Regions from separate parts of the Mus musculus genome. Here regions 1, 2, 3 and 5 are each linked to region 4. Evidence: chromatin loops called from intact Hi-C (ENCODE). Cell type or tissue: left cerebral cortex. All regions are shown on one strand. Each heading gives the region's core, and the rest is flanking DNA. Links, peaks and the distances in the headings are about the cores only.

Evidence for each region. Hi-C counts contacts between places; a loop is a spot of excess contacts. Peaks named below come from ENCODE experiments on the same cell type or tissue, not always from the same donor. Only the 100,000 strongest peaks of a DNase experiment are listed, where the experiment ranks them.
Region 1: it touches region 4 in a loop (2.8-fold over the local background); 3 of 42 quality-filtered maps call a loop at or near these places.
Region 2: it touches region 4 in a loop (7-fold over the local background); 37 of 42 quality-filtered maps call a loop at or near these places.
Region 3: it touches region 4 in a loop (8-fold over the local background); 25 of 42 quality-filtered maps call a loop at or near these places.
Region 5: it touches region 4 in a loop (3-fold over the local background); 15 of 42 quality-filtered maps call a loop at or near these places.

The regions. Positions count from the first base shown.
Region 1 is chr19:53,017,417-53,023,179 of GRCm38, forward strand. The region is part of intron 2 of Xpnpep1 (X-prolyl aminopeptidase (aminopeptidase P) 1, soluble); the gene reads right to left. Among named protein-coding and RNA genes, the nearest start is that of Mir6407, 9.5 kb to the left of the region's middle. In left cerebral cortex, for the core only: a CTCF peak has its summit at 2,942; DNase peaks (open chromatin) are centred at 875, 2,667 and 2,911; H3K27ac peaks cover 854 bases.
Region 2 is chr19:53,367,160-53,372,922 of GRCm38, forward strand. Mxi1 (MAX interactor 1, dimerization protein) reads left to right here. Exons shown (of 6, transcript NM_001008542.3): 4 at 2,383-2,497; 5 at 3,031-3,202; 6 at 4,414-5,763. The coding sequence ends at 4,577. Among named protein-coding and RNA genes, the nearest start is that of Smndc1, 21 kb to the right of the region's middle. In left cerebral cortex, for the core only: a CTCF peak has its summit at 2,735 (motif pointing left); a DNase peak (open chromatin) is centred at 2,734; H3K27ac peaks cover 607 bases.
Region 3 is chr19:53,307,596-53,313,358 of GRCm38, forward strand. It overlaps Mxi1 (MAX interactor 1, dimerization protein), which reads left to right and starts at 2,911. Exons shown (of 6, transcript NM_001008542.3): 1 at 2,911-3,378. The coding sequence starts at 3,105. It overlaps Gm30541 (a long non-coding RNA gene), which reads right to left. Exons shown (of 3, transcript XR_003952895.1): 2 at 5,477-5,763. In left cerebral cortex, for the core only: a CTCF peak has its summit at 2,864; DNase peaks (open chromatin) are centred at 2,879, 3,375, 3,598, 4,195 and 1 more place; H3K4me3 peaks cover 2,336 bases; H3K27ac peaks cover 2,091 bases.
Region 4 is chr19:53,246,572-53,252,250 of GRCm38, forward strand. Add3 (adducin 3 (gamma)) reads left to right here. Exons shown (of 15, transcript NM_001277100.1): 15 at 1-755. 1700001K23Rik (RIKEN cDNA 1700001K23 gene) reads right to left here. Exons shown (of 3, transcript NR_036590.1): 2 at 2,815-2,960; 3 at 2,165-2,382. Among named protein-coding and RNA genes, the nearest start is that of 1700001K23Rik, 5.8 kb to the right of the region's middle. In left cerebral cortex, for the core only: CTCF peaks have their summits at 1,623 (motif pointing right) and 3,442; a DNase peak (open chromatin) is centred at 1,642.
Region 5 is chr19:53,326,775-53,332,537 of GRCm38, forward strand. It overlaps Mxi1 (MAX interactor 1, dimerization protein), which reads left to right. Exons shown (of 6, transcript NM_001008542.3): 2 at 4,577-4,709. Gm30541 (a long non-coding RNA gene) reads right to left here and starts at 93. Exons shown (of 3, transcript XR_003952895.1): 1 at 1-93. In left cerebral cortex, for the core only: a CTCF peak has its summit at 2,872; DNase peaks (open chromatin) are centred at 2,576, 2,799, 3,139 and 3,450; H3K4me3 peaks cover 1,699 bases; H3K27ac peaks cover 1,354 bases.

The sequences.
Region 1 (5,763 bases), core at 540-4,539, 230 kb before region 4:
AGCATCATTACCTCCACAGTGACGAGCGCTGAGTCCTGGCCCGTGCTCTTGAAGTCATGAGGCTGGCAACACCCAGGGACATGCTTTCCAGAGCAGGCTAAGGAGAGTCACAGAGAAGCAGGCACAGCTGCTGGCTTTACCTCCAACATTTCCCATTCTCTGCATTTCTCATAAAAGGATTCGGGCCGAGCCTCATCATTTCCACCTGCCCACAGTCCCGAATTCTCACTTCACACACACTGACAGGGGGAGTTTCAAACACACACATAGCCCTAATATCTCCTTCAAACTCTCATCGGCCTGTCATGTTTAAGATCAAAGGCAAATCCTGGCCCAGTCCCCAAGTTACCACCTGATCAGGCCCTGTCGTCTCCTCTGGATAAAGTATGGCCCAGAGTCCACAACCTTCATTAATAACACAATTTATAATCCAAGCCTGTAACCAGGTCTGACACCCAGCCGACTAGCTGGGCTCACCTTGCTCATCTGGGAAATAGGGAGAAGATGATACCCACACTTAATAACTGGGTGTGAGCTGGTGCGCAGCCCTAGACAGAAGCAGCATTTGTTCCTCTGCATTAGGCAGTGAGCCAGACTCGGGGAACCTAATCAGGCCTCTCAGAGTAGGCAACCTGGCCAGCCACAGGGGCCAGGCATCCCGAGAAGCATGAGCTACAGCCACACAGGTATGCCAGATATGCAGTACGAAGCTCGCTCTAGCCTCGAGGTCGCTTAGATCTGCCTTTAAAGCCATCGGGCCACACTCAGGGGTTTAACCTGGGCCACCATGGGCAGATGAGGAGCAGGAGGACTAGCCAGGAAAAGGGGAAGGTTAGAGAAGGCCGGAGGCAAGACACAAGATCTGGGCTGCCAGCCAATGGGGCCTGACAACAGAGGTGGCAGCAGAGAATTCTGGGAACCAGTCAGGGGCCCAAACATCACCCTGAGAGGCCTGCACTCTGCCCTACAAGTTCTAGAGAACTCTGAGGTTGAGGATGCGGGTAAGTAACTCGTGCTGAGATCTGAGAGCTGTCACATGGCCACATACACTTGCAACAGGACAAGGACAGCAAACGCCACCACAAGACGAAACTTTGAATCAGAGTCCACTCTGGGGGCCCTTGATCCCCGCCCTGACACTCAGCTCCTGTAGGGCAGGCACCTGGACCATGCCTCACACACATTCGGTTCTCCACAAAACTAAGCCCCCATGGCTGGAGATCTGTGTTAGGAGAGTTCCGCATGCAGACAGTGGACAGAGACATCAGCTCCTTCCTTACAGCCAGACACCGGTCAACGCCCAGGCACCTCTCCTCTCCTAAACGGAGCAGCGTCAACAAGCGTAAGCAAAGTGTGACAAACGCCACAGTGTAGCCAGGCCACTGGACATTTCCCAGGTCCCATAGGTAGGTCATGTGATGGGAAGGAATGGCTGGGTCAAGATTTAAATGGAAGAATATTCTCCAGCCGGGCGTGGTGGCGCACGCCTTTAATCCTAGCACTTGGGAGGCAGAGGCAGGCGGATGGATTTCTGAGTTCGAGGCCGGCCTGGTCTACAAAGTGAGTTCCAGGACAGCAACACTATATATACAGAGAAATCCTGTCTCGAAAAAAAAAATCTCTCAGTAATTCCTCCCTTTGCTAGAAAGGTAGCAGTGTTGACAAAGGAGCCCAGGTCAAGTCCCTCATCAACAGGAACTCTCTACTACATGACCTCAGACCTAAGACCTCACAGAAGCAGGCCCGAGGCTTTACGACGCACTGCCATCACAGGTGTTGGCTCTAATGAACCAGTGGATAAAATCACCTCTCTGCCCCAGGATTAAATTTAAGAAACAAGGGCTGGCAAGATGGCTCAGCAGGTAAGAGTACTGACTGCTCTTCTGTAGGTCCTGAGTTCAAATCTCAGCAACCACACGAAGGCTCACAACCATCTGTACAGCTATAGTGCACTCACACACATAAAATAAATAAATAAATCTTTAAAAAAATAAAATAGCTTTTAAAAAATAAGGTTTAAGAAACAAAACAGGAGGCCGATTTGAGGAGGTATGATTTTTCAGGAGAAAAAAATACAGTTTAGGAAAATCTGATTCGTGACTTCCAGAAAGAGAACCACATACCCCGCCAAAGCCTCATATTAACAAATTCGCTTCGACAGAATGTGACCCTTTGTCTAGGCCAAGTCAAAGAACAGGGCCTTTCAGATAAGAAGAAAGATAGGATTTCTGAAAGAAAGCCCTGGCCCCATCCAGTGGCTGTCCTGGCTTGAAGCTGCGGATGCCCAGGGATCCCGGAATCTGCCTGAGACAGCACAGGAAAGCATTTACCGATCACCTCTGTAAAGGCTCCTGGGGCCTTGTTCTGGGATTAGAGAGAACCAGAGAGGCTGACCACTCAAGTGCCAGGTCCTTGCATAACCCTGCACTTGGGGCTCGTCTGGTTCATCTCCACTAGGGAACAGTGTGGGTGTATTTGTATTTTGGAAAGTACACAAAGGACAGAATTCAAGATTCCCCTTCATAACGCCCGCCCTCCGTTCTCCACGCCTAGGAGGAATTCCACCAACCTTGAATCAGGCTGAAATGTAACAGTCAGGAGTCGCAGAGAACAGAGCCTTTCTATTGCTGAGGAGGCCGCTGAGCAGGTCACACACAAAGCAGCCCTTCCTCCCTGTCCCCAGAGGCCTGGCAAGGACACAGAGCCCCACTTAATGGAGTTACCCCAACAATGCAGTGCCTCTCCACAGGAACTGAAAGAGGAAATGCACTTCTGCTGGTGCAGTCCTCATCACCCCTGGACCACACCCGCTGAGTCTTCTCTGCCTGCACAGTTCACACTTAGGGCACCGATGCTCAATTTCAGAACCTCTCACCCAGATTCGGGGATCCCCTGGTTTCTCTGTTCTCCCTCCTCCGATCCACACTCAAGAGCGCCCCTACTGGTCATACTGCCTTCTTGTTCCTGCTAACCAGACCTCATCTCAGCCAGACAGGGTGGGACACTGCAATCCTGGCTGGCAGGATTGCCCATTCAGAGTTATCCTCCACTATGATACCAAGTTTGGGCTGTAAGAGAGTCTCAAAAACTCCTGACTATGGGGGTCAAGGTCACCGGCAGGAAAGAATGACAGGTGGATGGCCTTGACTAATGTGCCCAAGGTGTGCTTTCTATGTCTCTGTCTCTCTTTACCCAGTATTCTCCAAATTCTAACTGCCCATAGTCCAACTAACTGCACTTCCTTGATCCTGCTGTCTTAGAAATCTCTCAGCTAGGAATACATTCCACACTCATACAGACCGATGCTGTAAATGACGAGAGCTTCACCACAGGTGGTCCTGAGCACTTGAAAAGTAGTTTATTATTATGTTACTTTATTCTTTTTTTTTTTTTTCAGTTTTTCGAAAAAGGGGTTTCTCTGTATAGCCCTGGCTGTCCTGGAACTAATGGTGTAGACCAGGCTGGCCTCGAACTCAGAAATCCGCCTGCTTCTGCCTCCCAAGTGCTGGGATTAAAGGCGTGCGCCACCACTGCCTGGCTTTATGTTACTTTCTTACTAGCCTGAAACTGTATTTCATTTTATCTCATTTTAATCACTTGCAATGTAGTTCTAAAACAGATACCCAAGATTCAGTTAGTAGAAGCCTTTCAGGTATGCTTAGGACAGCATGGGTATGTGAGACTACTTTGTCAACTATAACTTCTTTTTAAAAGATTTTACTTATTTTATGTATATGAGTACACTGTAAGCTGTCTTCAGACACACTGGAAGAAGGTATCGGATTCCATTACGGATGGTCGTGAGCCACCATGTGGTTGCTGGGATTTGAACTTAGGACCTCTGGAAGAGCAGTCGGTGCTCTTAACTGCTGAGCCATCTCTCTCCAGCCCTGTCAACTATAAATTTAATGAAAGGTAAATACAGATTAAATGCTCGAAACCATATTCGGACTGAGGTGTTTTATAAATAGAAACTACCATATATGAATGCTTCCTATAAAAAGTAACCTATACTCTTTATACTGATATGTGAAAATGATCATTTCTTCTGATACCCTGGTGTGACTAATTTATTAAGTATTTTACTATCTTACAACATGGCTGCACACACCTCACAAGTTCCTCCTGGATGGCGCTGGCTGGCCCTTCCCTGACACATGTGCAGGCCTTTATGTGTCGTCACATCTCTGTCGTGGCTTGTCTAGTTTTTTACTCTAAGGGGCCTCTCGTTCGCTCCTATAAAGGTGGCAGTAACAATAACAGCAACCCACACAGCGACACCCAGGGGGCAGAACCTGCCTTCAGCATTTGCTGACAGCAGCCCTGTGACTCAACCACGTAAGCTGAGACTCAGAATCTAACAACCATGCAGCTGGCTACACAGGCAAGTGTGGCATCCGGGCCTTTGACCCGAGGCCGTCCCCTGGGCCCACATGAGAGCTACCTGCCTCTGCATCTGTCCAGTATCAGCCCCTAAGTAGGCAGGCAGACACAGAGAACACACAAAGCTTGGCTTCCCCCCAGTGTCGCTCTGCACATGCGGTGCCAGGCACATGGCGCTGTGCACATGCACTGCCATGTCGTGCATTCCCTGGCCTCAAAAAAATAAAAAATAAAGGAATGTCAGTATATGTAAATTGTTGAAGTCTAGACAGCAACTTCTGCAGCTAGTGACTAGCCTGAGCAAGCCTGATTTATTGTTTTTAGGATGCTGCTAAGTAACGCATTTTCCTGGGGTTCCGGCTTCAGCTTCCTTATTGAGGGAAAAAACCTTCAACAGTGATATCCCAGGATCATTAGAGATGAAGCCCTGTCCTTTGGCCAGCCTTCTTATCATTCCTGAAGGGTTTATCAGGCCACACCTAAAGCATTTAAAATTCAATGGGACACAGATTTTCCCTTTGTGATAAAGAGAATAAAAGCAGCGCAGAACAGCACACCCAGGACTAAGAACATCAAGATAAACTTGGCTCGGCTTAGCTACGAGAATGTTCTCTACCCATAAACATACAGATAGTACAGAGTGTAGCGCAACACTGGGCTAATGGAACAGAAACCCAAAGGCACAGACACACAGCTGCACACAGTCTGAGTCAGGCATGTCGATTTCACTGGGGGTACAGAGAGGCTCAAATCTTTCTGCATAAGGCTGCCTTTGGATGTAAAGGTTCACAGATAAAGTGAGATGTTAGGTAGCGAGAGGACAAGGACGGGGAGGTGAGCAAGTGCAAAAAGGAAAGAGAAGGGGGTCATCTGGGGAGAGCGGGGACCCTGATCACTCGTGCCTGTCAGCTCCTGTCCTGTGCAGCCTAGAGGAAGGACACTGTGTTAGGCAAAGCAACGGTCCCACATGACAAAAACGCGGTTCTGGCCACATGAGGCATCTGAAGTGCTCAGGCTCTTGGAACCCAAAGTATAATGGTGATTTGTAGGAGCAGAGAGGAGGGGAAACGAAGGGCCTCTCAATAGGTGGAGTTTTCATCTATTTGGCGGGATGAAACTGTCCTGAAACTTGTTGTGTAACAATGTGTGCATGTTGCTAACATTGCGCTCCTGTACACACTACAGGATTATGCTGGTGGACTCTGGGTATGTTTTCACTACAGCTCACTGCATGCACTGTGTAGATCACAAAGCACGCCTTTGTAGGACATCTGACAAGACACGGGAGCACCTCGGGACACGTCTAAGGTCACAGTAGAGGCGGATCTCTGCACCTCACAGCCTCCCTCAGGGGAGACCCCAGCCCCTTTTGCGTTCCAC
Region 2 (5,763 bases), core at 655-4,654, 120 kb after region 4:
TCCTCCAGTGTCGCCAAGTGAGACACTCTGGAGTAGGGACTCTAAACCCTTCAAAATTTTGAATTTCTTTTTTAAATCTATTATTTATTTTTTGCTTTCCCCAACCAAAGAAATGCCTGAAGAAATAGTTTGAGTACACAAAAGAAGCATGGTAAATACACAACTGAATAATTTTAAAAAGAGGAGAGACGTTAATCTTACCGTTTCCTATTTCCCCCTTTAAATTTTGATGTGCTGGGACTAACACAGGACCTTGCCAGTTAAGCGCTTACTACTGAGTTACATCCTTGGGTTTGCTATTTCAGTGAAGGTTTTTTTAGCAAGACAAAACAGGTGTGACTTAGCCTTTTTAGTCAGTAGAAAACTAGTTTTAAAACCTAAAATGTTGCCAGGTGTGGTGGCGCATGCCTTTAATCCCAGCACTCGGGAGGCAGAGGCGAGTGGATTTCTAAGTTCAAGGCCAGCCTGGTCTACAAAGTGAGTTCCCGGACAGCCAGGGCTACACAGAGAAACTCTGTCTCGAAAAAAAGGAAAAAAAAAACCTAAAATGTTAAAAGATAATTTGCTGCACGGACAAACTTTTGGAATTGAGCAGTTTGAACAAAATCGGCAGAAGTGTTCCTCTGACATACTTCCTTCATTTTTCTGGTTGCTTTCTTTTGTAGAAGGCTGAATTCAGAGCAGAGCCTCTAATTAATAAGAAAATGGCCAGCATGTGTGTCACCCTCGAGCCGTGTCTTATGGAGCGCAGTTAGGCAGAAACCACAGTGTAGAATCCTACTGTAGAATCCGAAGGCGCCTTCACATGGTGCGTGGTTTTAATGGTGATTCTGGTCTGCTTAGCAAGAGGAGCCTGCTCGTGTGCAGCTCCTCAGCGGAGAGATTTAGGTAGGTAGCAGAGCAGAGCAGCCTTTAACTTGTTAAATACAGAGAAATCGAAGCAGTCTTTTATCTGCATTAAGTTGCAGAGTCAAGTGCTAGACTTGAGATGGCAGATTCGGTAAAAGGACTAGAAATTCGCTTCTGATTGTTTGATGATTGTGGCTGGGCCTGCCTTTATTGGCCAAACCTCTGACCTCACTGCCCTCAATCACCCTTGCTTGTCAGTGACACAGGTGACCACTTACACCTTTCCCGCCCCTCTCTCAACTCCTGCACTGGAAATTGTCACTTGACATCACTGTTGTGTATTAAAACTCAAAGTCCCCTTTGAGAGGAAAGTGGGGGGCTTGCGTTATCCCTGATACAGCTGAGACTGTTGTAGAAGTTCAGTTACAGCCCCAAAGGAGTCCACGTGCTGCACGCAGCTGAACTGTCTTGTTTTAAGATTTATATATATGTATATGTATATGAGTACATTGTAGCTGTCTGCAGACACACCAGAAGAAGACATCAGATCCCATCACAGATGGCTGTGAGCCACCATGTGGTTGCTGGGAGTTGAACTCAGGACCTCTGGAAGAGCAGTCAGTGCTCTGAGCACTGAGCCATCTCTACAGCCCCCTGCTGAACTGTTAGCGCTTGGTAAAGAACAGACTCAAAGGTGGAGAGCAGCAGAGTTTGGCACCTCCCATTATGTACATGGTCATAGTTGGAGACCACAAGTGTACAAGGCTCTCCTGGAGCATTTCCAGGAGAAATTCCCTCTGACTTTCCCAGAGAATGGTCTGTCGGAGAATTCGGGACTTTAAGCAAGTAATTCTGTCACCTGTGTTCCTTGTGGGGAAAACAGGGTAGCTCATGAGGGCGGAAGGGAAAGGAATGAGCAGCAGCCCGCTCACAACACAGGTGTGAAACCCACCACCGCAGGCACAGTTTTGTCGTCCATGTTGCGCTGGACATGAAATTGACGTTTTATAAAGGACTGAAAAAATGTTTGAAGATCAGGAAGTGTTCACGTCCTTCTGCCTCTACATAAACAACATCCAGCCCTCTGGGATGGCTGCGGTTACTGAACAGTGTGGGTGCGTGCCTGTGCGTGTGTGTGTGTGTGTGTCTGTGTGTGTCTGTAAAATTAAAAGGTGGAAGGAGGTGGAAACCTTAGTGCGTTTTATAGCTCCTTGAGGTACCGTAGCTGAAACCGGTACTCCAGCCTGTGCTCTCAGGCATTGGGAAACCAAGCTCGATTGCTTTAGTAACAGCACAGCACGGAGCTTATGGAGCGGCCTAGACAATTCGCTGTCTGACAGAGTTCATGGGGGCTGATAATCTAAAGTGACTTCTGTCTGCAGGGCAGAGTGGTGGGGCGGGAGGTCGGCGCCACTACCGTGCAGGTACTTTAAAAAGTTGGGAGTGAAATATGGCTGTTGGCTAATAGCTCAAAGTTGCTGTGTGTGTCTAGTGGCTCTCCAGGCTGTGCTGATTGGCTGATATCTTTCTTAGACGAGCTCACCTGCGCCTGTGTTTAGAACGCTTGAAAGTTCTGATCCCGCTGGGCCCAGACTGCACCAGGCACACAACACTCGGTTTGCTCAACAAAGCCAAAGCACACATCAAGGTGAGAATCTTTCTTTCCATATTTGCACTGATTCCTGTGTGTGTCGTGTACAGCTCACTAGACCGTCCTCTTCTTCACTAACTGCCCTCCAGAGAAACGGCTGTAAAATCTCACCAGCGATCCAGTGGGGCAGCATGATGCGAATAAATGAAAAAAATTTACAGCGTGGCCATCTAGACCTGAGAATGCTGGGGAAGGTCTTTCCGATACCCTGAAGGAAGGCAGCTGCGCCCTCTGGCGGAGATGCTGTTATTTGGCTTTATCTCTCAGTAATTTTCCACTGAATACCACATTGCAGGAGGTTTCTCTTTGTGGAACTTACCTCACAGACTTTTATAGTTCACTTCATTTGTTCAAGTAACATAGCATCCATACAGGAAAAAGACCACTGTTTTTATGTTTAAAACGCAAGTGTTTCTCAGTATTTATATATGCAAGGGTACATACATACCCACATATGTGTATTTGTGGCAGGAATTAGTTTTACTGTACTAGACTGGACTACAGGTGTGAATAAAACATCTTCATTTTAGAAACTTGAAGAAGCGGAGAGGAAGAGCCAGCACCAGCTAGAGAACTTGGAACGAGAACAGAGGTTTTTAAAGCGGCGACTGGAACAGCTGCAGGGGCCTCAGGAGATGGAGCGGATACGAATGGACAGCATTGGATCAACCATCTCTTCAGATCGCTCGGATTCAGAGCGAGGTAGGCAGCTTCTCTTTCTAAGGAAGTCCTGAGTCTCCGAGACGGGTGGGGGCGGGGAGACTGTAGACACTGCATCGGCTCTCACTAACCAATGTAGTACTGTCGTCTAGCTTCTGTTGTTTTGGTGCTAGAGAGCAAACCCAGCGAGTAGCATGTGCTAGGTTAGGAAGAGTGAGCCCAGCCGCACTCCCAGCCCCCAGCTTGGGCTTTGTGCACCCTAACATTCTCTGGCAGTGCCTTTGTGAACCACAATTTTTTTTCATATATGTATATACATTCTTTCTATTTTGAAATAAATTTTAGACTTAGAAAAAGTTCTGTTTAAAATATGCCAAGTTCTTGGGGGCTGGAGAGAGGGCTCAGCAGTTTAGAGCACTGACCGCTCTTCCAGAGGTCCTGCCTGAGTTCAATTCCCAATTCCCAGCGACCACATGGTGGCTCAACAACCATCTGTAATGGGATCTAGTGTCTCTTCTGGTGTGTCTGCAGACAGCCACAGTGCACAGTATACTCATATACATAAGTAAACAGATCTCAAAGGAAAGAAGGAAGGAGGGAGGGAGGAGAGAGAGAGAAAGGAAGGAAGGAAGGAAGCAAGGAAGAAAGAAAGAGAGAAAGAAAATGCAGAATTCTTACCATGAGAGAGGGACATGGCTTGAAGCTATATTTCATGCAAGAAAATCAAAAGCAAACCCCTTAAACCTACTTTATGATTAGCTTATTTTAGTTACTATTCAGAATTTGTTGATGAATCCATAGAAATCCATAGATCCACCTATGATCTATGATAGAGAGTTGACACCACCAAAAAATTCGGATGCCTAAACATAAATTTTCTATCTTTAATTTTATTTCTCCATGACCCCAACCTCTTTAAAGCAACCCTGATTAATAAACAGAGCTGTGAATTAGTTTTTGGTTTAATGTAAAACAGATGTTGTTAAACCACTTGGGTTGGGATCTTTTAATATTAAGTACTAATTCCCAAACAGGCCAAGCGCTTTTAGTGGGAGGTCTAGACGGACTGGCGTCAAAAGGGTTTTAGTAAACTTGCTGCCTAAATTAAGACCACCACTGTATACCAGATTGCTCTTTGCAGGAGAGTCCCTGATAGAGCACGGATAACCTTGCTGGATAACCTCTCTAACTTCTGAAAGTGCACATGCAGATTATTAATGCCCCCCTTTGTTTTCTCTTTCTTCCTCCCGCAGAGGAGATTGAAGTGGATGTGGAAAGCACAGAGTTCTCCCATGGAGAAGCAGACAGTGTCAGTACCACCAGCATCAGTGACCTTGACGACCACAGCAGCCTGCAGAGTGTCGGGAGTGACGAGGGTTATTCCAGTGCCAGTGTCAAACTCTCCTTCGCGTCCTAGGACCCAGCATGGCCTAACAGTGCAGGGCGGAGCGCTCACTGGGCCGAGTCAACACCGGCTCTCAAATTGGGTTCATGATGCAGTCTCCTCTTTAAAACTAAAAACTATACTTGAACAAAACGGTCAGAAGACCTGTATTTAAGCAAATACTTAACGAAAAGTGGGGTAGAGCCTCCCTGGTAGAACAAATATTCCTATATTTGGAAAGAGTACAGTTTCTAACGGCAGCAGAAACCATGCGCGTGATTATCTTGAGTTGACCAGGTTGACTTGAGAGACAATGGAGACTTCACTCTCCTGTTGCAGTTTGCTCACTCTGTGGTGGTGAGCAGACATTTAAGGATAGGGTTATGAACCCTTCCCGAGCTTCTTGGCCCTAGAAACAAAATCACACTTAGAGTAAGGAAAAGGCAGGATAATCAGGCATTAATCTCAGATAGCTGAAGAGCTATTAAAACTCAGCCTCTGTTTATCATGAAGCCTGTGGATGATCAGTTCTTTTAAACAAAATGAATTTTTAAAAAGCTCATATCGTGCTCTACAAAAGGAGAGACTCCATGAAGCCTTTTGAAAGAGGCCCTGACGCAGCCCGGCTTTCTGTTGGATTCCATGCTAAGCCAGCTAACCTTACCTGCATTGTTAGCTCTAGAGCAGCCGACCACCCGCTCGCCACCCTTCGGCCACGTAGGGGCAGCCCATGCATGACGGCCTGAATCACAGGAGGAAAAGCTCTGTGTGCCTCGGTGTCTGCGCGGAGCTGAGGAGGTGCGCACGCAGTATAGCAGCCAAGGTCTGAGCCACCGCAGCATTTTTATTTGAGATTTTGATAACTGTTTGTATGTGTTGAAAACCAAAATGACATCTTTTTAAAGCTTGTCCATAAGTAAAAACATAGATGTCTTTTATAGTGGAATAAACCACGTGGGGAAATCATCTATTTTGATGCAGCATTTGATAATGATAAACACCTCACGCCTCACTCTTCACAGTGCGCAGGACAGACAGACGGACGAGGTCTGGGCTGGGTAGACGGAGGTCAATGCTGTTTTTGTTTTCTTTAGGACCACTCCCTTTTACCAGCTTTAACCATCTGATATCCATAGTAGACATACTATCCTAGTTAACATAGTTACGTTCAGCACTTGTCTCATTTAATGTAAAGATTTTCTACAGGCAGTCTCCTCCC
Region 3 (5,763 bases), core at 938-4,937, 62 kb after region 4:
TGCTAGCTGGCTCATTGTCTCTCAATTACCTTCCATTTGGGGCACAGGAGACCAGAGCTGTTTCAAAAAGTATCAGTTTTTGCAAAATAGCATTGAAAAAAAAAAGCTTGTTGGTCATTGTGCCTTCAGGAGGCTTAGTCCCCAGATGTTTGTGGATATTTACACATGAACCGTTCAGAGTCTGAGGGTTCTTAGAGAAATAAGGAGAAAAGTCAGTAATCATGCTGGCAATGGAATATGAGCATTGAGCTCACAGGTCTTCAGAAGGTCCTGGCTTTTCTCTGGCCAAAGGGTGCAGCGTTCAACCACGCAAAATCTGTTATAAGATGAAAAAAGCAACCAAAGAATATGTGGACAATGGCTATATTCTGATCCGAAATGTGAATGCATTTATTTCAAAATGCCAGATATTGCTTGTTCCTGTCATAGAAGCCGGTTAGTACATATTTAAGTCTTCCCCCTCCCCTCCCCCAAGTGTGTGTATGTGCAGTACACATGCATTTGTGATATAGACACACGCCATGCTTGTTTTGTGTGTATGTGTGTGTGTATGTGTGTGTGTGTGTGTTTGTTGTTGGTTTGTTTGTTTTGAGCGTTTAAAGACAGGGTTTCTCTTGTGTAGCCCTAATTGTCCTGGAATTCGCTCTGTAGACCAGGCTGGCCTTAAACTCAGAGATCTGTTGCCTTTGCCTACCAAGTGCTGGGACTAAAGTTGTGTGCCACCACCACCTGGCAACATATGCATTACTTGTGCTATGGCACACTTGTGTGAGAAATCTCTCCCCTTCCATTGTGTGGACTCCAAGGGCGGAAGTTAGGTCATCAGGCTTGGCTGCAAGTGACTCTACCTGCTGAACCATGTCACCTGAGCATATATCTTTTTAAAAGATTTATTTCATTTTATGTATATGTTGAATGTGTAGTTGAATGTATATGTGTCCACCATATGTGTGCCAGTGCCTATGGAGGCAGTGTTGGATCCCTTGAAACTGAAGTTACATGAGTTGTCTGATGAGGATGCTAAGCTGAACGTGGGCCTTTTGCAAGAACAGCAAGTGCTCTGAGCTGCTGGGCTATCTCTCTAGCCCATGGCCTATATTTTTAATTTATTTATGAACTTTTAAAAATCTATTTGGGTGTTTTGCCTGCATGCATGTCTGTCTTTACACCACATGTGCCTAGTGTCTGCAGAGGTTAGAAAGGGGTGTCTGGTCCCCTGGAACTTCAGTTACAGACGGTTGTGAGCTGGGAATTGAAGCTGGGTCCTCTGGAAGAACAACCAGTGCCCTTAGCCTCTGAGCTACCTCTTCCCCTATTTATGTTTAAACGTGTGCATGTGTTCCTGGGATGAACTCAGGGCTTTGTGCACGCTGGGCAGGTAAGCTGCCCTACCACTCTGTTATATTCACAGCCTAGTTTTATAATATTTTTGAAAGCACACAAAGGCCTTCTTGCAGGTCTATGTGTGTGTGGGGGGGGGAGTGGGGGGTATACACATGAGCTGTAAATGTTAAAGAGCATTTTGCAAAGAAAATATTCTTTGTTAACAAAGTTTCCATTTTCAGTCTTTGTGACAAAAGTATAGGGAAGTGTCTCTGGGCTGGTGAGGACAGGGGGCAGCACAAGTCCAGGTCCCCTTACGAGGTCAGTCTGGGTAGATTCCTTTTAGAACTGTTTTCCAGTGAAGTGCAGAAAAGTCTTGTTTACCTCATTCATTCTGACTTAGATTCAAGTTACAGCAGCAAAGGGGACCTAGGTTCCAACTGAGAAAGTTCTCACAGAGGGGCTGCCATTGTAGCCCAGTGTGAGAACACTTGCCCAGCAGGCACAAAGCTTTGATCTTCAGGAACAAAACAAAACAAAAATTCTTAGTATGTGCCCAAGATGTTCTAGGTGTAGTTTTGACTTAGTTCACGAAAGCATCTTCTCAGAGGTTTCAGGGATGTGCAAATTTTGACCAGGAAGGGTTAGAGGATTTGATTTGTTCAGTCTGCTTGAGTAGGCCGAGAACTCCAAGCCTTCTTTACCAGGCTATCCAGGTGTCTCCCACACTCTGGTCAGGCAGGCCTGGTGGCTCCCAGTGGCAGCAGTGAAACTGTTGGAGGGAGTAGGGGATAAAGACTCCAGGTGTGGGAGTGGGGAGTGAGGGAAGGAGGGAAGAAGAGGTTCCTAGGTTGCCACTTCTATCTAGGGGGCACTCTGTCAAGTGAAAGGGCAGGCAGTTGTAGTGACGCCCTGCTGTGAGCTTTGCACAGCTGGACTGAGTGAGTGTGGAGAGATGCTCACATCTCCTCCCGCTTCCTGGAAAATAACTTTGCATTTGAAGGGTTGCAAAGGAGTCGGTAAATCTGAACCCGGACAGGGTAGCCTGGAGACTTCCTCTGCTTGTGTGAAGGTACACACAGGTGTGTGTGTGTGTGTGTGTGTGTGTGTGTTCGAGCGTGTGAGGGGTCATGTGTAAAATGTTTGTGTTGGGAGGAGTTTCTAGTTACATGTGATGTTTCTATTCTTCCCGTCAGAATTGGGCTTTTATTGTTTGATTTTGAAATAAGGTCTTTTTTATTTTTTTAAAAAATGCCTAGCAGCTATCATTTATTGGGGACCTCCTATGTGCCAGGCATTGTGCTGAATTTATTTTTCTGTAAAGAAAAATTGTTTTTATCCAGGTCCACCTAGAGACATCCGAGGGTTTTTTTTTTTTTTTTTCCCATTCTTATTAAAGCACAGTGCTGTCTACGCAGCTAGGATTTGCGGAGAGGCGGGGAAGGGTGCTGGATAGGCAGGGGGCGGGCCCTGCCTCCCTAGCCGCCACCATTTATTTTGACCGGTCAGATGGCATCGGGCTCGCACTAGGACCCAGGCGCCACAGCGCCTCCGTCCGTCCTGTAGGTTCATTCAATCTCCCATACACACAGACCCACACAGCGAGAGCGACACACACTCACACTCACAACCGCACGCAGCGAGGCTCGGGAAGTCAGTCAGGCCGGCTCCTTGCCCCGGTGCCTCGGTGACTCCAGCAGGCCGGGTCTCCCAGAGGCCCTGCAGCTCGGCCGGCCGCGCAGCCCCGGACAAGGAGCAGCTCCGCGGACCCCCGTGCCTCCATGGGCAAACGCGGGCGGCCGCGCAAGGAGGCGCGCTGCGAGGGCGCGGGGCTGGTCCCCGTCGCGCCCCCGGCCATGCCCCCGGCCGCGGCCGCGCCCCAGCCCCCGGCGCAGCCGGAGGAGCCGGCGGGGGCCAAGCCCCGGTGCCCCTTCTCGGACATTTTCAACACCAGCGAGAACTCGATGGAGAAGCACATCAACACTTTTCTGCAGAACGTGCAGATTCTGCTCGAGGCAGCCAGCTACCTGGAGCAGATCGAGAAAGAAAACAAAAGTAAGTTTGGGGGCCCCGACTGCTCGCCTGCGTCCAGCTCTTTCTTTCTCACCCCCTTGTGCGACCCCTGTCGCTTACTCGGTTCGCCGCCGCCCCCCCGCAACAAACACACACACACACACACACACACACACACACACACACACACACACGTACCCTCGGCAGTAAAGCCGATGACACCGGAGAAAGGACACGCACGCACGCACAAAGCTGCTAAAGATGTAACAAAGACAGCGAAGGGGAGAGGGAGCCTGTCGGTGCCTTGGTCTGTCGGTCTCCAGCAGGCCCGGAGGACGGCCTGGCCGAGGAGTGGGGGAGTGTTGTTGTTTGCTGACAACTGGGCTGAGAGGCTGCGAGCTCGTCTCTCCGAGGTCGCCTTTCTTCCCTTTTTTTTTTTTTTTTCCTCCTTTTTCTTTCCGGAGCCTACTCCGGCAGACAAGTGTTTTGGTTTGGCTTATGGTTTTGGTTTTTTTTTTTTTGTTTTGTTTTGTTTTTATTTTTTTGTTTTGTTTTGTTTCTGTTTTTGTCGCTCGTTCCAGGGTTGGGTGGGGATGAGAAGCTGAAAGTTGGAAACCGTTTGCAGAGCTCAGGGCTTCCAGAAAGAAAACACAGACACACATTACAACAATAACAACCGCCACCACCGAACAGCTCTCCGCGCCGTGGACTCCGGCTCTTCTTCCTGCCTACTTCGTTTCTCCTTCCTTCCACAGCAGGACTAGGCTCAGGCCATCGTGTCCACAGACACAGTTCCCCTGTGCCTCCTTGCCTCTGGGATGCCACGGCCTCTGGTCCCCTCAAAGAAACAGGCCAGAGGAACCAGGCAGCGCCGGCAGCCCTCCCTGGACCTGCGGTCCTGCGCGCGCTGGGGTAGGGAGGGGGGGACTTGGCGAGGGGGACGTGGCTAAAAGCAAACTTTAGGATTCCGCAGAAACAATAGTTGGGGGAAAAGGTGTGGGCGGTTGTGTCCATTTTCTTTATTTTCAGAGACGCACAGGACGAGCAAGGCAAACGCCTTACAGGGTTCCGTCCACCCCCACCCCCCCCGCACTCCCCCCCAGGTGGAGACCGATGCTAGGAACCCCACCCGGGCCTGGGCTTCCTCTCTGTATTTGTTTCATTTTTGTCCCTGCCCATTGGAACCCCCAGCTCTCGCCAGGCATTCGACTCAGCAGCACCCTAACGGGGGCAAGCGTGTGCTGCGTCTCCAGCACCATCAGAATAATAGCTGTGAGAAGGAAGATCGGGCCAAGGGAGAGAAAGACTCACGGAGAAGAGAAAAACGAGATGTGTAATCTGTCAGAACAAGTAGGAGATCAATGGGAGAGAGACCCGATTGCAACGTGTCAGGTCTTGCAAGACCCCCCCCCCCAACACACACACACACACACACACACACACACACACACACACACACACACGCCAGCCCTCAAAACACAAAAACACCTTCCCCAAATACACCCGGGCCTTTAGGGTTAAAGTAACCGAGTATCGCCAGCGCAATTTGTGGGGACGGGGTAGGACCAAAACAAGGATTTCTGTTGGGAGGTCTGTGGTGCGATCTTTTCTTTCTCTGTCGCCTCTTTGCTCCGAGTGCCTGCCTGGCTTGCCAGAGGCACATCGCCGTCAGGCTGTGTAGCCGAGTCGCTGAGCGATTATTCACCCGGGTGTGTGTGTGTGTGTGTGTGTGGAGGGGGTGCACTCGTCTGGAGAATAGTTTCTGAAAAGCCCAGCTAGTAGGGAGCTGGGTGAAGAGGTGGTTTTGTTTGGTGTGTTTGCTTTTGTTGCAGGGGGAGGGGCGCGATTTCTGTAGTCGTCCCCCTCCCGGATCCCCTCTGTCGCTGGAGTCTGTCCCGTGGCGCCGACTCCGACCCGGGGGGGGGGGTGCACCCAAAGAGGGCACCTTGGCAATATTCAGCGAACCTCATCCCCCACCCCCACCCCCGCAACGAGGAATATTAAGGAGGTAGCCAGAGATTCCCTAGCCTCTCGTGTTTCCCCCCCCACACACACACACTTCATACCCGCAGACAATCGGAGACCTACCCCCCACATACCCCCCCCCCCGCGCCCTGGCCGCCTCCACCTCCTTGTTTACCCCGTGTCGGGGCTCCGGCGTGGCCACTAGTCACGTAAGCAGAGAGCCGGGCGCGCCCGGCTGGGCTGCCCCGCGCGGGGCGGGCCCGTGGTGGCCGAGCCAAGGTTCCAGAGGCCGGTGCAGTTAAGGGGCTTCCTCTCGGACCCTCTCCCTGGGTGTCCTCTCTGCAAGACGGCCGGCCATGGAGAGGGGCTCGAGAGCCTCTGCACCCCAGTCAAAGTCAACTTCATGTGCGTAATCAGCCCCTCGGCCCGCAGCCCCCCTCCTCCGACCGGCTCCCCGCGGGA
Region 4 (5,679 bases), core at 1-4,000:
AAATGGATGACCCCAATACTCCACGAGTGGAAGTAAAGCGCCCTGCGGGTGACTTGGCACGCAAACGTGACGTGACGTTGGCCGCAGTGCTCTCTGGGCTGGCTCTGTCTGACCCTGTGATTGATGCTGGTCCTCTTAGACCTCACTAACTACTGGAGCCTGTTAATCTCGTAGTGGAAACTTTGAGTTGCTGAATTGTGCATCTGAGGATTGTTTTATGTCCTACATCATCTGTGTTGTGCTACAACGTGTGGAGACACAGTTACCTGTGAACTCTCCTTTTCCATAACTTTTAAAGAATATATATATCTAAATGAATGCAATGTGCATAAATATTTTTTAAACACAACAGTAAACTATTGCACCTTTCGCTAACGCTTCTCTTTACTTGCTTTGACATAATGAATGAGCCAGTGAACTCAGTGTCCTGTGGAAAATGTATAAAAGTTATCTGATATTGCTCTTAGATGTTATGCTAATTAATGTTAAATCACAATAAACGGTATTTTAAATATATGCATTTGGTATAATGGGGTTTCCATTCAGGAGTGGTTTCCTAGGTTAGACTTTGTGATCTGCCAAACTTTAATGTGGAACAGTGAAGTGATAAAATTGTCCTCTGAGCTAAGGAGTCTTGATAAGCTTGTTTTCAATTTAGTTAAAAGTTCATATATATATGTGGGCTTAGTGGCACATGTCTTTAATCCCAGTACCCTGGAAGCAGAGGCAGGTGGAACTCTGTGAGTTCCAGAACAGCCAAGGCTACAATAGTAAACTGTGTCTTAAAATACTTTTATATTCCTATATGCATCATGAGTTACATGTATATGCATGCGTTGTGTGTGTATAACTCTTTTGTCTTAGTTAGGTATGGTGGCCTAAGGATGCTGATGGAATGGAAGATATAAGTTGTGTACTAAGATCAGACACTAAATCCCACAGACAACAGTGTAGGGAAAGAGCAGAAGAGAGAGAGCTCACACGTCTCTCTCCGTTAAGGTTTGATTTTTTTTTCATTCCCCTCTAGTTCCTGACATTTGTATTCCCTGTATATCAGCCATCATAACATGAATATCATTTGTGTCCTGGTTTTTCCTACTTAAAAGAATGCACCCTAGAGACACCTGTAGTCTCAGCACTAGGAGGTGGAGGCATGGAGGCTTAGGAGCTTAGGCCCCAGCTCTGTGAGGCCCCAGCCCTGTGAGGCCCCAGCTCTGAGAGAACCACACCCTCAGAGGTTTTCAACCAGGTCCCTCACATGAATAATTTATTTTGATTTTTTTTCTACTTTGTCCTAGAAAATGAGTGCAAGAGGAAGACGTAATAATAACTGGAGTGTGTAGTTGATCAGAGCTTTACTATGATCACCTATTACAAAAACAAAGGACTTGAGAGATGAGGTTGATAGTCTTGGGCATAATGACTTGTTTTCTCAGCTTGTAAATAGCTCAGTGGTGAAAAACAGTATTTCAGACCAAAAGCCTGCTTTCCAAAAGCAGCCCAGACCATTACCCGTGTTCTCATCTGCGTGTAGCTTAGCTTAACTATTTTTTAAACTCAGATACTAAGCTTGTATGCAAATGATCTTGGCCGGACTGACATTTTACAAAGCAGTTTTCTTTGTGGCCACTAGGGGGTGTGACTAACCTAACAATCCCGCGTCCAGTTCTTGTACTTTTCCTTAGACCCTAGAGACCATGTTTGTTGTGAGGAACTTGGGAGGACGATTCTTTTGTTGCTTATTCTCACGAGCCTGTTCCTCGGCTGTGTCGTTTTAGCAGTTCCTAGTTCACCAGGACAGTATCACCCACAGCACTTGTGGTGCCTCTGGAGTTACCTAGATGGTAGCAAGAACAAGAGATGCCCACAGGCTCGTGCTGTGACAACGTAATCTTCCTTCTTTTCCCCAAGGAAGTGCTTGATAATGCCTGTCCCTTTTATGACTCTTTACACCAAAGACCATGGTATGCATAATCTTTGCATCCCTTTGTAGATGATAAAACCCAGGTTTGTAGAAGAAACACCGGAAGTCCTGCGTTTTGACCATGGATTCAGAGACCCAGAATTTGCCGTGCTTTGTGCTTCCCTTCATGTGGCTCCAGTTAGATGTTTTGTTTTGTTCTGTTCTATTTTGTTTTTAGAAAAAAAGCCAAGTCCAGCCACATTGAACTGACAGCTAAGTTTATTTAGATAAAACACTGGCTTTTGATATGAAAGACATTTTCTTCCTCCATGTCACATCAGAATGAAGAATCTGTGGAAGTAGAGATGTGCCCTGGTGGTGTCTGCCTGGAGCATCAGCTCTTGGATCTTCACGCCAGCAGAGCAAGATGCCTGTATCCGCTGCAGAGGCGCTCTGGGCCCAGGAACACCCCTGTCCTTCTGGGGGAATCAGAGGAGACATTCAAAGGCAGTTTTAAAACCTGCAGACTTGGCTTGGTCTAGACATAAATGTAGATTTCACGGTGAAGGGAGATACTTACTAAAGTGAATATTGAGGTGACCTTTCCTAGGGAGAATATCTAATCACATGCTGCAGTGGGGAAAGGTTACATTTGGACGGGTTGTTAGTAGAAGAAAGTGGTAAACTTGGTTGTCAAAGGAGTTCGTTGCAGGAAACGGCTGTAAGGAGGCAGTCCTGAGTCCACAGTTAGTGGAGGGAATTGCCTTTAATTATTATTTTAATTCTCGACTTGGAACAGGGTGAGTGTGCATCGGTAGATGCAGTCTGAAGTTGAGGAGAGTTTACAGATACCTGATTACGACTGTGGGCCTTAGAGCCAGTTCTCGGTTCTTCAGAGAGATTGGACTTACCTGAAAGAACACAAAGGGCGCCAAGTCAGGATCCAAGCAGGGGTCTTCCACATTTGTGCCGCTTGCTTTCCTACCATAATGTGAGCTCCCTTGGGACCCAAGGCACATAACTCGGGACTGGATAAACGCTGATGTCTCTGCAAACACTGGAAATAGGAATGGTTGGGTACAGAGCATGAACTGCAAAACCAAGCTGGAGTGTGATTTATCACTCACTGTGTTCTCAACATTTACGCTAACTGGGGGCTGAAGAGGTGGCTCTGTGGTTTGGAGCACCAGAGGCCTGGGTTCCATGGTTTCAGCTACAACTCTAGGAGACCAGTGCCCTCTTACGGACCTCCAAGGCTCCAGGCAATGTGGTGCACAGACATACATTCAGGCAAAACATTCATCTACATAAAAAATAAAATTTTAAAACCTAGTAAAAAAGGGAAACTTGAACATGATTTAAAGCATTAGATTCTCCTTGAATTGTTTAAATATTCAGTATTCTCTCCAGCTAACCATGGCGCTGTTGTCTTTCCATGGGGAGCTTAAAGTCACTTCCGATTTAAATTACAAATGCACATTTTGATATTCCTAGTGCCTAGCAGGAAGAGACAGACAGACAAGAGAGATCTAGTCTGCAGTTCTTTTTGAGACCTGTAGAGTTTCTGTTGGGAAGGCTTGACACAGAGCCTATGCTGAAGGCTATTGAAATTATCCAGTTTTTGCTTCTAGGTTTTACTGTTACACACTTTAGGGTTTTGCCCTTCTCTACAGCCAACCTTGAGCTTGATTCTGAGGGCCTGGAAATCCCTTGTTTTCAGTCTCCTGTGAAGCCTGCCATTAGGCAAGTCTCCTGCTGCGTGTCTTGCCTCAAAGGAAGTAGTATGGGTTTGCTCATTGAATTGGGGTGTGCACTGAAGGGGGTTGAGTTTCTGAGAAATTCTAAGATTTTTTTTTTTAATGTGATTTTGAAATGGCAACTGAGGGTCAACAGATTGTATGACAAGCATTATCAAGTGACAGGATGTATGGACACTGCTTTGCTTCATTGTTAGACCCGGCTCCTCAGAAAGCCAGTAAGCCCAGCTTGGTGTGCCCATCTGTAATTTCATTTCAGCACTCAGAAGACTGAGGCAAAAAGGACCCGAAAATTAAGTCCAGTCTGAGAGGGGGCCACACTGGATATGTATGTAGCTCAGTGATAGGGCCTGTACCTAGAATGTGCACTGCCCAACACTGCAGAAAAGTTCCTACATTGTAGGAAACTGAGGTTAGGGGTGGGAGCCCATGCCACTTCCCCTTGCTGATACTGGGACCCCATCCGGCTCTAACCTGTGCAGGCTTTACACACTGGCTCAGTCTCTGTCGGTCCATCTGTGCATCAGTCCTGTTGGCTTTGGACATTTTTGTCTTATTGGTCTCTCTTGCTTGCTATTTTGATTTCTGGTTTTCTTGGTGTGTGTGTGTTGTTTTTTGCTTGTTTTTGTTTTGTTTTTGAAGAGAGAGGAAGAACAAAGTTGGGTTGGTAAGAAGGGAGGGAGGGTCCTGAAGAAATTGGAAGAGAAAAAAAAGCCATAATCTAAATATATTGTGTGACAAAATTTATTTTCAATTAAAAAAAAAAAAAGGTTAGCAGTGCAGCCCAGCCCTGGAGTCCAGGTAGTGCTAGGGCCTCTCCAGGGATTGCCGGCCAGGCCGCCACCCTCAGAAGGAGGGACCCTCTCTTTACAGACAGCATCCAAAGCAACCCCTCCCTTGAGCTGTCACTGCCAAGGCCCCCACCAAGCTGGGGTCAAGGAAGTACTGCGCTGTCACTGGCCTGTTCCTGTTGGGTAATGCTAAGGGGTGGAGTGCAGTGGGGACTGGCGTGACAGTCATTGACTCCAGAGTCGATGGCCTCCGTTTTATGACAGACATGTAGATACAGCCAACTTGTTGCCGGCACAGGCAAAACTTCCAAAGTCATTTACTGGACTAACAAGGTCAGACATTCCTTCCTACCTGCTTGCTATTGAAAGTGTTGGCTTCAGGTGTTTTAATTGAAAGAAAGCCCATTTGAGGAAAAGAAACCCAAGGATGTATCCCAAATATAACTTCCTGATCTCAAGGGGAAAGGGCGGGGTCGGGCTCCTTTGCTCTGGCTTTCTCTGCTTTTTAGGTTTCTCTACTTAGTTTAAAATATATACATTGTGAGACCGTATCCCATCATTTTTTAATTAAAAAATGCATATTTGTATGTGTGTGCGCACACTCAAATGTGCACGTGCGCGCACACACACACACACATAAAGTATGATAGGGGCTTTGTTTAAAATGTTTCTTAAATAACTTAGGATTGAGTCTTGGGATTGTGTACATAAAAGTATTTTGGCTGCGTCTGACCTTTAGGTTACTATTGAGCAAGAGAGTATATGCACATAGACTTGCTAAAGAGCAAGCATGGCTCAACTAACTGCAGAGCTGGGCAGACTGGGTGGGGCAATTCTGGAATTGTTCCCACTCACTGAGCAGGTCAGGTATGAGGCTGGCCTGAGGTGAAAGAGCCACTCACAAGTTCAGGCCAACAAGTGAGATCTGGAACCTCAGAGGGCAACCACAGCAGCATCTGGTAAAGTGCTCTGTGTTAGGGATGCGCTAGTCCCTGTCACCGTCTTCACAAGAGCACAGGGGCTGCAGCAGCAGGAGCCAAAGGAAGCTTCAGGAACAGCACTTTCTTGCTTTTCTGCAGGCTGATATCAGAATCAAGGAAGGACCTCGGGCCTAAGGGACCGGGGTGCACCTAGAAGTTAAGACAGGAACTCAGACTTAAGTAAAATGGCCCATGAGAACCCTGTACCACTGACAAGCCAGAGACCAGGCACTGTTCAGAGGCCAGGC
Region 5 (5,763 bases), core at 1,081-5,080, 81 kb after region 4:
GAGCCTTTTATTGATGACCTTCCATTTGACTCTATAATGTGATCAACAAAACCAATTGAATTTTCAGTTCCTGGACATTTTTAGGTTTTTACATAATTTCCCAGTTGCATGCCACACAGGTTTTACCCGTCAGTGGGTACTTTAGACTCTCGGGTGCTATGAAAGTGTCTTACGAACTAACCAGTACCCCGGAGCTCTTGACTCTAGCTGCATATGTATCAAAAGATGGCCTAGTTGGCCATCACTGGAAAGAGAGGCCCATTGGACTTGCAAACTTTATATGCCCCAGTACAGGGGAACGCCAGGGCCAAAAAGGGGGAGTGGGTGGGTAGGGGAGTGGGGGTGGGTGGGTATGGGGGACTTTTGGTATAGCATTGGAAATGTAAATGAGCTAAATACCTAATAAAAAATGGAAAAAAAACAATAAAATAACAGGAATCAACAACAACAACAACAACAGCAAAAAAGAAAGTGTCTTACATTCCCAGAGCCCTTGGAATTCGGAATTGAATACTTTTAAGTAGTTCTGCCCATGGTAAAGTGACCTTTTAGACTCATCATCTGTCCTTTCTTCTTCCTGACCCAGAGAGGGTCTCACAGTGCAGCCCTGACTGACCTGGAACTCACTAACTCAGTGTGTAGACCAGGCTGGTCTTGAACTCACAGAGGTCTGTCTGTCTGACTCCAGAGAGTGCTGGAATGAAAGGCTTGCACCAACACACCGGGCTCTTGACCTCCTAGGTTTTATTTTCAGCTATAACAGGTGTTCTGAGTGAAGGTTTTTTGTTTTTGTTTTCTGGGACAGGATCTTTCAATGTAATCCTGGCTGTCCTGGAACTCACCATAGAGACCAAAACTCATAGAAAACTGCCTATATGTGCCTCCTGAGTGCTGGCAGCCACCACACTTGGCAGAGTGAATGATAGAAAAGTGGGGAAAAGTGAAGAGACCAAACTTCTTTCTACCTCTATCTAGTAACGTCCTTTGCTGGGATGGCGGTGGTTGTTACCAGTACATAATGGGAAAACCCATATGGCCTAGCCAACAGCTAAAAAGCCTAGAAAAGTCCCCCACCCCTACTGTGGCCTGTGAATACTTACTTCTTCTTTTGGGTCTCCCTGAATTTGACGAACATCCATTTCTTAAATGTTGTGCCAACTGCAGTATTTAAAAGGGCTGGCAGAATTTCGTAGCCTGTGACCTCACTGGAGATAACTTCATTCGCCAATAACATGACCACAGGAAGGGGACATTGTCTCCTCACCAAGAGCTCTGTCACTTTGGACATCCCCCAGCAGATCAACAGGATCAGAGTGAGGCAGACTGTGGCTACTTTCCACAGCTCCCAGTTTGCTCCCTGGACAGGCAGCGCCTCCAGCCATCTTGTGTTTGCTTTCCCCCAGAAAGTTCTCAGCCAGCGGTGCTTTTGTGCCCCAGGGGATGTGTGGCAATATCTGGAGGTATTTTGGTTGTCATGCCCCAGGGTGGTGGTGCGAGACTGGCATCTAGTGGGTGGGGGGTAGGGGCGCTGCTGAGCATCCAACAATGTACAGGACAGAACCATCGGGTCCAAAGCATCGCTAGTGCCAAGGTTAAGACATCCGTTTGAAGCGGGGCATAGGAAGAGGGTGGTGACTGAGGGCAGTAAGTGGCTGCTTTTTAGTGTGCTTCCTGCTAGTTACTGTCCCTGATGTCAGTTACACTTCAGGAGAGGAGCCTGGGAGGAGCAACCCTCAGCGATGAGATTATTTCAGTTAGACTTCACAATAAAGCTTACTGAATATGTGTTTCCTGGGAACAAGTCTGGTTCAGTGCCTGGCACGTGTCTGGCCTTACCATGATGCATACGTGGAAGAGATAAATCCATCTTATATAGGAGGGGAAAAGAAGCTTGGAGTCCACATAGCCAGAGCTCCGGTTTGAACTGAAGTCAGTATGAATCCAGAACAAAATCTTTATGTCCTTTCCTTGTATCGTTAGAACAGGTTTTCAGTCTAAAAACACTAATGGTATAGTGGGGGAAGAATCAGTTCAAAAAGAAGAAGGGACTAGAAAAACCTTTTGTCAGTGTCAAGACTGAGGGAAAGAAGGACCGAATGGATGTACTCTCTGGCTCTCATTAAGTGATCTCATGTTTTTGAACAGCGATTTTATTTATTTATTTATTTATTTATTTATTTATTTATTTATTTATTTGCTTCTGTGGCCCTGCCCTTTGTAGTTGTTACTTTCTCCGATTTTATTTATTTATTTATTTATTTATTTACTTCTGTGGCCCTGCCCTTTGTAGTTGTTACTTTCTCCTCTTTTAGAGGGTGAGAGAACCGAGGCATTGAAGTTCCACAAGAAAGCAATAGAGAGAGGACTTTAGGCCCTGAGCGTCATTTAAGAAATGAGTGTCCTTGGGAGCAGACCCAAGTCTTTTCCTCAGAAGCAAAGTCATGTAAATTTTTAGTCTCCCCATCCTTGGAACCAGGAAAGGAAAGCCAAGGAAAGACTACATCTCCCGGAGGCCATCGCGGAGTCCACCATGCGCAGGCGTACTGAGGCGGCCCATGTCCCTCGGCACCCGACGTGCACTGGCGGGGGGGTGGGGGGGCGGGACTACATTTCCCAGGGGGCAGCGGAAGGGGCGGGCGGGGCGGGTCTTGCCGCTGCTCCGGTCCCTCCCCCGTGCTCGCGCGGAGAAGTAAACAAACCGCGCGCGGGCTGCAGGCGGCGCGGCGGGCGCGGCGGGCACGGCTAGGGCGGCGGAGAGCGCGCCGAGCCGGGGCCGAGCTGGCCCGCCCGCCCGCCGCACATGTCCGGAGTCGTCGTGGGACTGTAGCCGTCTGTGGCGCCTCCTGTCGGCCGGGGGCGGGAGCGCGGAGCCCATGGAGCGGGTGCGGATGATCAACGTGCAGCGCCTGCTGGAGGCCGCGGAGTTTTTGGAGCGCAGGGAGCGAGGTAACGGCTGGACGCCGTCGCTTCGACCGCCGCCTCGGGCTCCGCGCGTGGAGAGCGGCGTGACTGGCGCGGCTGGCGAGGGGAGGTGCGCGCGTGTGGTGTTGGAAGTGCGTGCACCGGTGAGGGTGAAGCGCGTCCCCGCGCGCGGCAAGAGGAGCACGCGCGCGCGTGGGGAGAAATGTGCGTGCGTGTGGGGTGCACGCGCGTGGAAGTCCGCGCGCGGTTGGAGAGGTGGGTGCGTCGGGACGGTGGGGGTTCTTGCTCAGGAGTGCAGGTGAGTTCCGGAGAGGAGGCGAGCAAGAAGCTCGCGAGCGAGGGCAGGCGTGTGTGTGAGTGTGTGCGCGCGTGTGTGTGCGTGCGTGTGTGTGTGCATGCATGAGGTGTGGGCGAGAGCTTAGGCAGAGGAGAGGGGGCCTTAGGGGAGGACCCGTGCGTGGCTCTGGGCTGCAAGGGAAGGACTCTCGAGTCGCGCAGGGGCGGCTGCTAAGCGGACCGGAGGAGAGGGCGGAGGGCGCTGGACCAAGAGCTCTTGCAACTTGAGACTGCACTGGAGACTGAAGGGGGTGGGCGCTGGGGAGGTGTGGGTGCAGGAGGCGGAGCCTGTGCGAGCCGGGGGAGGAGTAGGGTGGGAGTGATGCCCGCCGAAGAGCTGCGGGAGGGGCACAGTGCTATTGTGAGCGTCCGAAGTGCAGTGAGATGGGATTGCCTTGGAGGTGGAGGTGGAGGTGGAGGTGGGTGGAGGAATAGGGAGACTGAGGAAGGTATTGGAGCGTGAAGAGCCTAAATGTTTCTGTCAGGAGAGAGGAGGTCCTTCCCGAGAAGTTGTGATCGGAAGAGTTGGGGCACGCAAAAGTGTGGAGGCTACAGAGGCACCGAAGAGGTGACTGTAGTTAAACCAAGGGTTTTCTGTTTGTTTTGGTTGGTTGGTTTTGGTTTTCGGTACAAGGTTTCTCTGTGTAGTCTTGACTGTCCGAAACTTAGGACAGTCTGTAGACTAGGCTGGATTCGAACTCAGAGATTGACTGCCTCTGCCTCGGAGTGCAGGGATCAAAGGCGTGCACCACCACCACCACCTGGCTGGCTTGGTTTGTTTTGTTTTTAAGGCACGTGAAATCTTTTGGAGTGAATGGGTGGGGGTAACTGGTGTTTCTTCTGGCTTCCCAGAAAGCATGCATACATCTGGTGCACATATATACTTCTGAACACTTATGTACATGTAAGAAAAAAATGAGCCTTAAAGAATTCTTGGAGGAAAGGGATTTGGAGAGGAAGGAGAAATTTGCTTTAGAAGACTTTCAATATACTCTCTTGGCAGTGGGCTGGGTCTGGGGTATGTCACCAGATTAATGTTCAGACAGTGAATGGATTTTTTTTCCCCTTAGGGTAGGGTCTTGCCACACGTAACTCAGGCTGGCCCTGGACTTGGGATCTCATCTCAGCCTCCTGGGTGCTGGGATTAAAGGGATGGCTAAACAGCAGGATTTTATCTTCTAACCAGAGCTTAGGCACATTTTACCTTTTCTACTTTGAGGAAAAAAAAAGTGTCAGGACAAGAACTTTGGATCTGTGGGTCTGTGCATTTGGGTATGTATATTCTTCTTAAACCTTTTTCTTCTCTTACGGTTTTTAGAGTGTGAACATGGCTACGCCTCATCGTTCCCCTCCATGCCGAGCCCCCGGCTACAGCACTCGAAGCCCCCACGGAGGTTGAGCCGGGCACAGAAACACAGCAGTGGAAGCAGCAACACCAGCACTGCCAACAGGTAGGGAGAGGATGGCGGCGGTGGGGGTGGGGAGGTGGGCATTAGGGAGCAGGAATGGAGGGGCTCAGACTCTGGGCTAATCCTATACATCTGCATCTGTTTTCTCTCTAATGCCAACACCAGAGCACACCGCCCTGGCTCTGTATGCAGAAGGGGATGATATAATCCCACAGAGGAGATTGAAATCACAGTGTCCCTATCCCTAGAGGAGTGTGAGTGGGGACTTGGTGGCCTGCACCCATGCTCGCAGCCACAGGCTGAGAGGGACCTTGGGTTTTCATTTCTCTCCCCAAGTTTACGGCAGTCTGAGAAGAATTTTTTAAAAATTAGAAATGGCCCCAGCAAGATATAAGAGAAACAAGGGCTTTGTTAAAGAAATAAAAATACCTAAGTATGTTAATGGGCCTGGCCCGTTTGTTAAGGAGGAGGGGGAAGGACCATGCTGTAGAAGAACATTTGAGTCTTACTTAATGGAAAGTGATTGGTACGGAGGTTTTAGAGCAGAAAATAAAGAAGACTCCTATCCTCCCAGGGTGCATCGCTTTCCCAGAACCTGCGTGTTCAGAGGCGCTGAGACGTAACCGACTTCCGCTTCTGGAAGAGTCTGGCTGACTCTGGCTGACTCTTCAGTATTCTGGTTCTAGAAAGCCAGTAAATGCCAAGGATTTGTGTCAGTATGCAGTTTTCAAGAAGCCTTTCTCCAGAGAAGCATATTTTCCCATTGATAAGGGGAAGTTAAAGGAGACCTTTCTGTCTCATCCTGTGAACATCGTCTAGAGAATGGGAACAGAATGATTCACTCGGCTGGGATTGGGCGCTCCAGCCGGGTGGCTCGGGCTTAGGCGGTTGAGGACACAATATTGCCCAAGCTCTCCCTGCAGGAAACGTTAGGCTCCTGTAGATAACAGTTGCAAGTCACGGGTTCAGATCTTTCCACGCTTCCTCTTGACGTCCCCGAGACAAACTCAGTTCATTTTCTCGCCTTTATTTGGGCCTTTAGAGCTGCGTGCTTTCTCAAGATAGTTTGGTATTTTTTTAAACTTCAATTCTTAAA